Linked DNA regions of Homo sapiens: region 2 is linked to region 1. A link is a loop called in an ENCODE intact Hi-C map of the cell type or tissue named here. Cell type or tissue: PC-9. All regions are shown on one strand.

Region 1 (5,000 bases):
ACCAAAACTAAAATAAGGACTTTTATACCGTTTCTTATCATGGCACTCTGTTCCATCACTTCTCACAATCTGCAGTAATATATTTTTATTTGCTTATTTGTGTGTTGTTTTGTTCCCCCACCAACTTGTGCTGCATGAGAGCAGAGATTATATTCAACCTGTTTTCCAAGGAATCTCCAGCACATTGCACAGTGCAAGGTTCACAATGAGTGTTGAATAGATATTTGTCATTGAATGAATTAATATCTTAATTCTCTATGAGTTATTAAATTGAAGGGTGAATAGGTTTAGAACAATCATTCCCTATAGTTCTTTTGTAGTTTTTCACAACTATGAGTAATTCACAAATGCAGATAACCTTGTAATTCCTTCTTACTTTCTTGTTCATCAGGAGATTCTTGTAGTAGAAGAGGCTTCATAAGCCTTCCTAGATAAATGTATGCAAAAATGGATATTCCAAGGAGCCATACAGATTTGTCCTTGACTTTTTTGGAACTCCATATCAATGTTGAAACTTTTTAGAAGTTTACAACTTTGGGAACTACCCTAGAGGGATTTTTGGAATAACAAGGTTAGCCTACGTGTACTGGGCTATTACCGGGCTCATTGGGAGACTAGGCAGATTCCATAAGGAAGAAAGCATGCCCAGGAGAAGACAATGAGGAGTGGTGGGTAGCCTGGTGAGCACCAACACAAGTGTTGTCATGCAGAAATGCAGGATCAATTTTTCCTAATCTTTGAATGTGAGAATGAATAAATGAATAAAGATCTTGGTTTACACTTAGTAATCATATAAATACTGGCAACTTATTTAATCTGTATGTATCTTAGTTTCTTTTTCTTTAATGTGTCATTAGTAATATTTAATTTATAAGCTGTTTTCTGGATTAAAGAAAATGCTGGTAGAATGCCTGATATATATTAGAAGCTTTATCTTGTTGTTTGTTACATTTCAAAATTCTTCAGCTTATATGCGTTAGAAAACAAGCATTTTCTAAACATACTGTATTCCATTCTCTATTCAAAGTACATACTTAACAAATACTCACTGCTAGCAATAAAAGCTTAATGTGGTGGCAAAAAAATAAGGAGCAATTATATAACCTAGAGGCTGCAGCAACAAATAAAAGAAAAATCTAAGAGAAAGAAAGAAGGAAACAAAGAAACAAAGGAGGAGAAGGAAGGAGGGAAGGAAGGAAGGAAGGAAGGAGAAAGAAGGAAAGAAAAAAGGAGGAAGGAAGGAAGGAAAGAAGGAAGGAAGGAGGGAAGGAAGGAAGGAAAGAAGGAAGGAAGGAAGAAAAGAAAGAAAGAGAAAGAAAGAAAGAAAGAAAAAGAAAGAAAGAAAAAAGAAAGAAAGAAAGAGAAAGAAAGAAAGGAAGAAAGAAAGAAAGGAAGGAAGGAAGAAAGGAAGGAAAAGAAAGAAAGAGAGAGAGTCCGGGCATGGTGGCTCATGCCTGTAATCCCAGTACTTTGGGAGGCCGAGGCGGGTGGATCATGAGGTCAGGAGTTCAAGACCAGCTTGTCTAAGATGGTGAAACTCCTTCTCTACTTAAAAACTACAAAAATTAGCCAGGCATTGTGGCAGGCACCTGTAATCCCAGCTACTCGGGAGTCTGAGGCAGGAGAATTGCTTGAACCCGGGAAGCAGAGGTTGCAGACAGCCGAGACTGCGCCACTGCACTCCAGCCTGAGTGACAGAGAGAGACTCTGAAAAAAAAAAAAGAAAGAAGGAAAGAAGGAAGGAAGGGAGGGAGGAAGGAAGGAAGGAAAGGAAGGAAAGGGAGGAAAGGAAGGAAGGAAGGAAAAGAAAAGAAAAGAAGAAAAGAAAAGAAGAGAAGAAAAGAAAGGGAGAGGAAGGAAGGGAGGGAAGGAAGAAAGGAAGGAAGGAAAGAGGAAGAAAATGAGACATATAATAATTCAAAGAAAAAATACTTTTGTGACACAGTCAATAGAGCAGATATTCACACACACTTAAAAAATAATTATTTTAAGATATTAAACATTCTCCAAAGAATAACAAGGTTATATAATTCGTGCTTGATAAAAAACGAAGACTGGCCCTCTCCCTCTCCCTCCCCATCCCCCTCCCCCTCTCCCTCTCCCTCTCGCTCTCGCTCTCCGTCTCCCTCTTTCTACGGTCTCCCTCTCTTGCGGAGCCTGGACTGTACTGACATGATCTCGGCTGGCTGCAACCTCCCTGCCTCGGGCTCCGGTGATTCTCCTGCCTCGGCCTGCCGAGTGCCTGGGATCCCCTGGAGCAATACTACTGATATATTTCTATAGGATGCCTTGTTAAGTGCTTACTGCTTTTAGAAAAGGTACCTGAGCTGATGCCCAAGATTACATTAAGAGTGGAAAGGTATTAATGCCCCTTAAAAACATTTTTTACAGCCTAGCAGGAAGAAAAATCACTTTACTCCCATATTACGCTTTATGTATTGCTATTGTCATTGCTAATTACAGTATCCCAATAAAACATTTGTTTATGAACTCCCTTCAGTTTAGTTTCATCTGTTAGTAAGATTTATTTTCCTCTTGCAGTAAAATTTCTTTCTTCACATTAAAATTTTATATAATTTGATTAGATAAAGGATATGGATGGATAATCAAAATAAATAATGGCAGAGAGACTGGTCAAGTTAATGCCTTATTTGCTTTATTTTATTCTGTTTTGACATAAAAAATCAAGCTCTTTTTTCTTTCTAAAATTAAGAAAAGCTTAAGAGGTCTAAATCTAGTTTAGCCAGACACATCCACTTATATCTTTAACAATTTTGAATGTGTTTTGACAGATATTTCTTCTTTCTTCACCATGTAGATTATAATTTACAGTTTCGTTTCACAGCAGTTAAATATTACAGTCATTTTCAAGGAGTGAAAAAATTATCATAAACTAGCTACCTTTACACTGTCATACATGAATCATTTAGAAAATTTAAGGAATTTATCCAACTGCATTTCTCATAAAACACGCCTAGAAAATTGATTTAGCTAAGTAAAACAAAAGAAAAATAATTAAATAAAGCATGCTATGAAATACCATTGTGACTAGGCAATTTGAGGAAAACTTATTAAATCAAATTTTGTTTAAACACAACTTCTTATTTATGTATTTATTTATTTATAGACAGGGTCTCACTGTGTCACCCACACGGGAGTGTAGTGACGCAATCATGGCTCACTGCAGCCTCATGCCCCTGGGCTCAAGCAATCCTCCCACCTTAGCTTCCAGAATAGCTGAGACTACAGGCACCATCACGCCCGGCTACAAATGCATCTTCTTACATAACATTTTCCAGCATTCTACATATATAATCTGAATTAAAGACAAAGTAGATTATTCACATAGAAGCAAAAAAAAAATGCTGTAGTCTGTTAACAGTTGATTATCAATGCTTGCAAATCATTAAAAAGCTGTATTTCATTTTCTCATTAAGATTTAGAATTATTGTCCGAAATATGACTGGTTAGTATTTTTAAAAGGTAAAATCAAATAACTACTTTAATGTTACATTGTAGTTATTGAAATAGCATAACCTGTGTTTTTTTTATATTATCAAATGTATTTTGTCGTATTTTCAAAGACAGAGGAGGAAGTGGGGGTGTGGAGGGTGAGGTGGAAGAAGGAAGACGGAGGAGAGGAAGAACAGAAAATAGAAAAGTGACTGGCGATTTCATATAAATTTTTAAGTTGTATTATAGAACTTTTTAAATTGCTCAGCCTTCTGTCTTACAATGAATATAATCATAACTGTAGCAGAATGATAGCTCTGTAATTCATACACAAGACAGGGATGCCATACTTCACCTAATCCAAATTGTTTTGAAAGACCAGATCTTGCAGTGATTTGCAAATGCGGAAAATACAATTTTGCTGTTGGCCTTTCCCTTTGCTATACTCTTCAATAGCTAAACTTCTGGTTGGCACTCAAAAATAAAAAAAATGCATATATACTGAATGCAAATAAGAGTGCCTTTGAATTTGGAACAAAGAAATAGTCCTAACGTTGTGACTGACTACTCAATTTTGGCCTTTATTCTCAAGTAAGCATTTGAGACACTTTGCAATCTCAACATATTAATAAATAGGTTGAAGCAACATATTTTAAAATAGTTTGACATTTCTAACTATCTGAGTTGTAGCTTTAGGCTTTAGCACAAATTACTTAAAACATTGAAGTGATCTCTGCTTGTTTTCTAATACACTGTCCAGAGTGATTGTTTAAAACTATACATCTTATTTTACTTCTCAATTTAAATTATCTAATAATTTTCCAAGGCAGGATCTCAGCTCACTGCAGCGTCTGCCCCCTGGGCTCAAGCAATCCTCCTACCTCACCCTCCAATTAGCAGGAACCACAGGCACGCAGCACCACGCCCAGCTAATTATTGTATTTTTTGTGGAGATGGGGTTTTGCCATATTGGCCAGGCTGGTCTTGAACCCCTGAGCTCAAGCAATCTGCCCATATTGGCCTCCCAAAGTACTAGGATTATAGGTGTGAGCCACAGTGCACAGCACAAATTTCTTATCATTATCTTAACGGAGCCTGCAAGAAAGCTCCAGGTGCATTGTTCTCTCTTGTCCCCTTATGCCAGCCACAGTGACCATCTTCCAGTTCTTCTAAAGTTCCAGGATAACTTGGGCTTCAGCATCTTGGAATTCTCTGCTCTTTGCAGATGTGTCTCCACCCCCTTTCTAGCTAACTCCTTATTCACCTGTTAGCCCAAACTTCACTCCCTTAGGGAAGGATACTCTGGACACCCAGATTAAATCAATTCCTTCTGTCACATACTCAATGAGGTCCCCATATTTTCTGTCATACCATTTACCATAGCTTAACTTGAGTGAGGACAGATTAATTACCAGTTACACATCACACTGTAAGATTCATGAGTATAGGCATGATATCAGTATTATTCACCATTTTACCCTCACAACCTAGCACTGTACTTAGGATATAGTAAGTGCTCAAGAAATATTTTTGACTGAATGAATAGA
Region 2 (5,000 bases), 160 kb before region 1:
TTATTAGTCTTGCTAGCGGTCTATCAATTTTTTTGATCCTTTCAAAAAACCAGCTCCTGGATTCATTAATTTTTTGAAGGGTTTTTTGTCTCTATTGCCCTCAGTTCTGCTCTGATTTTAGTTATTTCTTGCCTTCTGCTAGCTTTTCAATGTGTTTGCTCTTGCTTTTCTAGTTCTTTTAATTGTGATGTTAGGGTGTCAATTTTGGATCTTTCCTGCTTCCTCTTGTGGGCATTTAGTGCTATAAATTTCCCTCTACACACTGCTTTGAATGTGTCCCAGAGATTCTGGTATGTTGTGTCTTTATTCTCATTGGTTTCAAACAACATCTTTATTTCTGCCTTCATTTCATTATGTACCCAGTAATCATTCAGGAGCAGGTTGTTCTGTTTCCATGTAGTTGAGCGGTTTTGAGTGAGTTTCTTAATCCTGAGTTCTAGTTTGATTGCACTTTGGTCTGAAAGACAGTTTGTTATAATTTCTGTTCTTTTACATTTGCTGAGGAGAGCTTTACTTCCAACTATGTGGTCATTTTTGGAATAAGTGTGGTGTGGTGCTGAAAAAAATGTATACTGTTGATTTGGGGTGGAGAGTTCTGTAGATGTCTATTAGGTCCGCTTGGTGCAGAGCTGAGTTCAATTCCTGGGTATCCTTGCTGACTTTCTGTCTCGTAGATCTGTCTAATGTTGACAGTGGGGTGTTAAAGTCTCCCATTATTATTGTGTGGGAGTCTAAGTCTCTTTGTAGGTCACTCAGGACTTGCTTTATGAAACTGGGTGCTCCTGTATTGGGTGCATGTATATTTAGGATAGTTAGCTCTTCTTGTTGAGTTGATCCCTTTACCATTATGTAATGGCCTGCTTTGTCTCTTTTGATCTTTGTTGGTTTAAAGTCTATCAGAGACTAGGATTTCAACCCGCCTTTTTTTGTTTTCCATTTGATTGATAGATCTTCCTCCATCCTTTTATTTTGAGCCTATGTGTGTCTCTGCACGTGAGATGGGTTTCCCGAATACAGCACACTGATGGGTCTTGACTCTTTATCCAATTTGCCAGTCTGTGTCTTTTAATTGGAGCATTTAGTCCATTTACATTTAAAGTTAATATTGTTATGTGTGAATTTGATCCTGTCATTATGATGTTAGCTGGTGATTTTGCTCATTAGTTGATGCAGTTTCTTCCTAGTCTTGATGGACTTTACATTTTGGCATGATTTTCCAGTGGCTGGTACCAGTTGTTCCTTTCCATGTTTAGTGCTTCCTTCAGGAGCTCTTTTAGGGCAGGCCTGGTGGTAACAAAATCTCTCACCATTTGCTTGTCTGTGAAGTATTTTATTTCTCCTTCACTTATGAAGCTTAGTTTGGCTGGATATGAAATTCTGGGGTGTAAATTCTTTTCTTTAAGAATGTTGAATATTGGCCCCCACCCTCTTCTGGCTTGTAGAGTTTCTGCCGAGAGATCAGCTATGAGTCTGACGGGCTTCCCTTTGTGGGTAACCTGAGCTTTCTCTCTGGCTGCCCTTAACATTTTTTCCTTCATTTCAACTTTGGTGAATCTGACAATTATGTGTCTTGGAGTTGCTCCTCCCGAGGAGTATCTTTGTGGCGTTCTCTGTATTTCCTGAATCTGAATGTTGGCCTGCCTTGCTAGATTGGGGAAGTTCTCCTGGATAATATCCTGCTGAGTGTTTTCCAACTTGGTTCCATTCTCCCCGTCACTTTCAGGTACACCAATCAGATGTAGATTTGGTCTTTTCACATAGTCCCATATTTCTTGGAGGCTTTGTTAGTTTCTTTTTATTCTTTTTTCTCTAAACTTCCCTTCCTGCTTCATTTCATTTATTTCATCTTCCACCACTGATACCCTTTCTTCCAGTTGACCGCATCGGCTCCTGAGGCTTCTGCATTCTTCACGTAGTTCTCGAGCCTTGGCTTTCAGCTCCATCAGCTCCTTTAAGCACTTCTCTGTATTGGTTATTCTAGTTATATATTCGTCTAAATTTTTTTCAAAGTTTTCAACTTCTTTGTCTTTGGTTCAAATTTCCTCCTGTAGCTTGCAGTAGTTTGATTGTCTGAAGCCTTCTCTCAACTCATCAAAGTCATTCTCCATCCAACTTTGTTCCGTTGCTGGTGAGGAACTGCGTTCCTTTGGAGGAGGAACTCTGCTTTTTAGAGTTTTCAGTTTTTCTGCTCTGTTTTTTCCCCATCTTTGTGGTTTTATCTACCTCTGGTCTTTGATGATGGTGATGTACAGAAGGGTTTTGGGTGTGGATGTCCTTTCTGTTTGTTAGTTTTCCTTCTAACAGACAGGACCCTCAGCTGCAGGTCTGTTGGGGTTTGCTAGAGGTCCACTCCAGACCTTCTTTGCCTGGGTGTCAGCAGCGGTGTCTACAGAACAGCGGATTTTCATGAACCACAAATGCTGCTGTCTGATTGTTCCTCTGGAAGTTTTGTCCCAGAGGAGTACCTGGCCATGTGAGGTGTCAGTCTGCCCCTACTGGGGGGTGCCTCCCAGTTAGGCTGCTCAGGGGTCAGGGGTCAGGGACCCACTTGAGGAGGCAGTCTGCCCGTTCTCAGATCTCCAGCTGCATGCTGGGAGAACCACTGCTCTCCTCAAAGCTGTCAGACAGGGACATTTAAGTCTGCAGAGGTTACTGCTGTCTTTTTATTTGTCTGTGCCCTGCCCCCAGAGGTGGAGCCTAGAGAGGCCGGCAGGCCTCCTTGAGCTGTGGTGGGCTCCATCCAGTTCGAGCTTACTGGCTGCTTTGTTTACCTAAGCAAGCCTGGGCAATGGCGGGCGCCCCTCCCCCAGCCTCGCTGCTGCCTTGTAGTTTGATCTCAGACTGCTGTGCTAGCAATCAGTGAGACTCTGTGGTCGTAGGACCCTCCGAGCCAGGTGCGGGATACAATCTCCTGGTGTGCCGTTTCCTAAGCCCATTGGAAAAGTGCAGTATTCGGGTGGGAGTGACCCGATTTTCCAGGTGCCGTCTGTCACCCCTTTCCTTGACCAGGAAAGGGAACTCCCTGACCCCTTGCGCTTCCAGAGTGAGGCAATGTGTCGCCCTGCTTTGGCTCACGCACAGTGCACTGCACCCACTGACCTGCGCCCACTGTCTGGCACTCCCTAGTGAGATGAACCCGGTACCTCAGATGGAAATGCAGAAATCACCCGTCTTCTGCATTGCTCACGCTGGGAGCTGTAGACCGGAGCTGTTCCTGTTCGGCCATCTTGGCTCCTCCCTCTGCAAAATCAGTTTTTATAAACAAAGTTTTTGAACATAATAAGCCAACACATAAAAAATAATATACATAGTTGTTGCAGGTTAATCATGTGATTAAAAGTAATTTTGACAATGTTATTCATGAATTATCTTCACTGACTTCATAAACAAATTTTATTGTAAAAGCATAATCACGCATTCATGATTCACTGAGAATCACACAGACATTATTATTATGACACATGAATCAGAAGATATGCAAGTCCAAAGAATTCTCCGGTGCATTCCATAGGCCAGCAAAAACATGACTTTGCCAGCTTCTCTTACAATTTGTGAATCATACTTTTGAATGCCAATAAATCTCAACCTATTAGATGCTTTTGGGAATTAATAAAACTTTAAGCTTACTAAACTGTCTCATTATAGGCAGTTTATAGTGAGACTCACCTGACATTTACTTAAAATGGCTATTTCCCTATGTTTTCTAAAAATGGCTATTTCCCTGAAAGTTGATTGTTTTATTTTTATTATTATTATACTTTAAGTTTTAGGGTACATGTGCACAATGTGCAGGTTAGTTACATATGTATACATATTTATCATTCACTTGTTGCAGATGCTACTGCTGTGTCTATGGCAGACTATCCATAATGTACTTAAATTCTCTCTGCAGGCTAAATGTATGACCAGAGAGTATTTTCTGCCTGTTGTCCTGGGGAAATCATAAATAGCACCTTCTTTCACTTTCAGTGGTTGGATGATAAATTTTATGGCCACCCTCCCAATTTATAAGTAAAATTACAAAAAAAAAAAAAAGAAAGAAAGAGTGCTAAGGCAAATAAATGTGTCTTTATTCCCCAGCACCACTATAGGGATACAAGAGTGGCAAAGCATGGGTTCTATAAAAATTCCGTGGAATTTATGATATAACTGACCAGTTGAAAGGAATAAAATTGATATTAAAAAATACAGATTATAGATAATAGCCTCATTTTCTAAGAAGCATGTAATTTGCAGGCCAAAGCTGTTCAACATAGTGGTTAATCCTAGGTTCTTCAGGAGGACTCCGTGAATGTGAATCTCAGCTCTAAACACTTACAGGCAGGGTGACTTTAGACAGCTTACCTAATCTCTCTAAGCTGGAGTTTCCTCATCTATAAAAAAGTAGATATTAACTGTTTTTATAGCATAGGACCATTGTGTGGATTAAATGAACACAACATGTCAAAGCATTTTGCACAGTGCCCATCATGTGCCATGCACTCAATGTCAGTTATTATTATCCTTAGTGAAGCAGAATTCAATTGGTAACAGGGCATGTAACTGACCTTCTGGATACAGTGCAGATACATTCCTAAGTATCATTTGAAAGAAGGGCCCATAGTTCCATTTTCTTTTTCTCAATACTAGAGTAGGATAAATTCATGGTTAATTAATAAAAATCAAAATAGACATTACATAAATCTGTATAACTTAAGAGTCTAAAATAACTGAGTCATTCTTCTATTTTTCATTCATTATTTATTCAGAATATAATACAAGTAGGTCACTTTGCCTTTAATTAATACTGCAACACATACTTGAACTTATTTCCACCTGTAGATGAACAATACTAATGAGGAATAAGTCCCCAATTCTTTGCATAAATTTGTTCAATTAGACAAAATGAAAGAAATGCTTTCAGTAATCAAAACTAAACTGTGAAACTGTGAAAATAATTCTACCTTTTAAGATGAAATTTTGAATTGGATCTGAGATATTCTGAAGTATACTGGCAGGGG

The links. Peaks named below come from ENCODE experiments on the same cell type or tissue, not always from the same donor. Only the 100,000 strongest peaks of a DNase experiment are listed, where the experiment ranks them.
Region 2: a loop joins it to region 1, with 8 times the contacts of the local background. A loop is called at or near these places in 1 of 110 quality-filtered maps.

Annotation. Positions count from the first base shown.
Region 1 is chr1:121,415,670-121,420,669 of GRCh38, reverse strand. The region is part of intron 1 of LINC02798 (long intergenic non-protein coding RNA 2798); the gene reads right to left. Among named protein-coding and RNA genes, the nearest start is that of SRGAP2-AS1, 20 kb to the right of the region's middle. RefSeq lists an enhancer at 382-883. In PC-9, no CTCF peak of the experiment used is centred here; DNase peaks (open chromatin) are centred at 2,929 and 3,209; H3K27ac peaks cover 774 bases.
Region 2 is chr1:121,572,531-121,577,530 of GRCh38, reverse strand. No RefSeq gene overlaps it. Among named protein-coding and RNA genes, the nearest start is that of SRGAP2-AS1, 180 kb to the right of the region's middle. In PC-9, no CTCF peak of the experiment used is centred here; no DNase peak of the experiment used is centred here.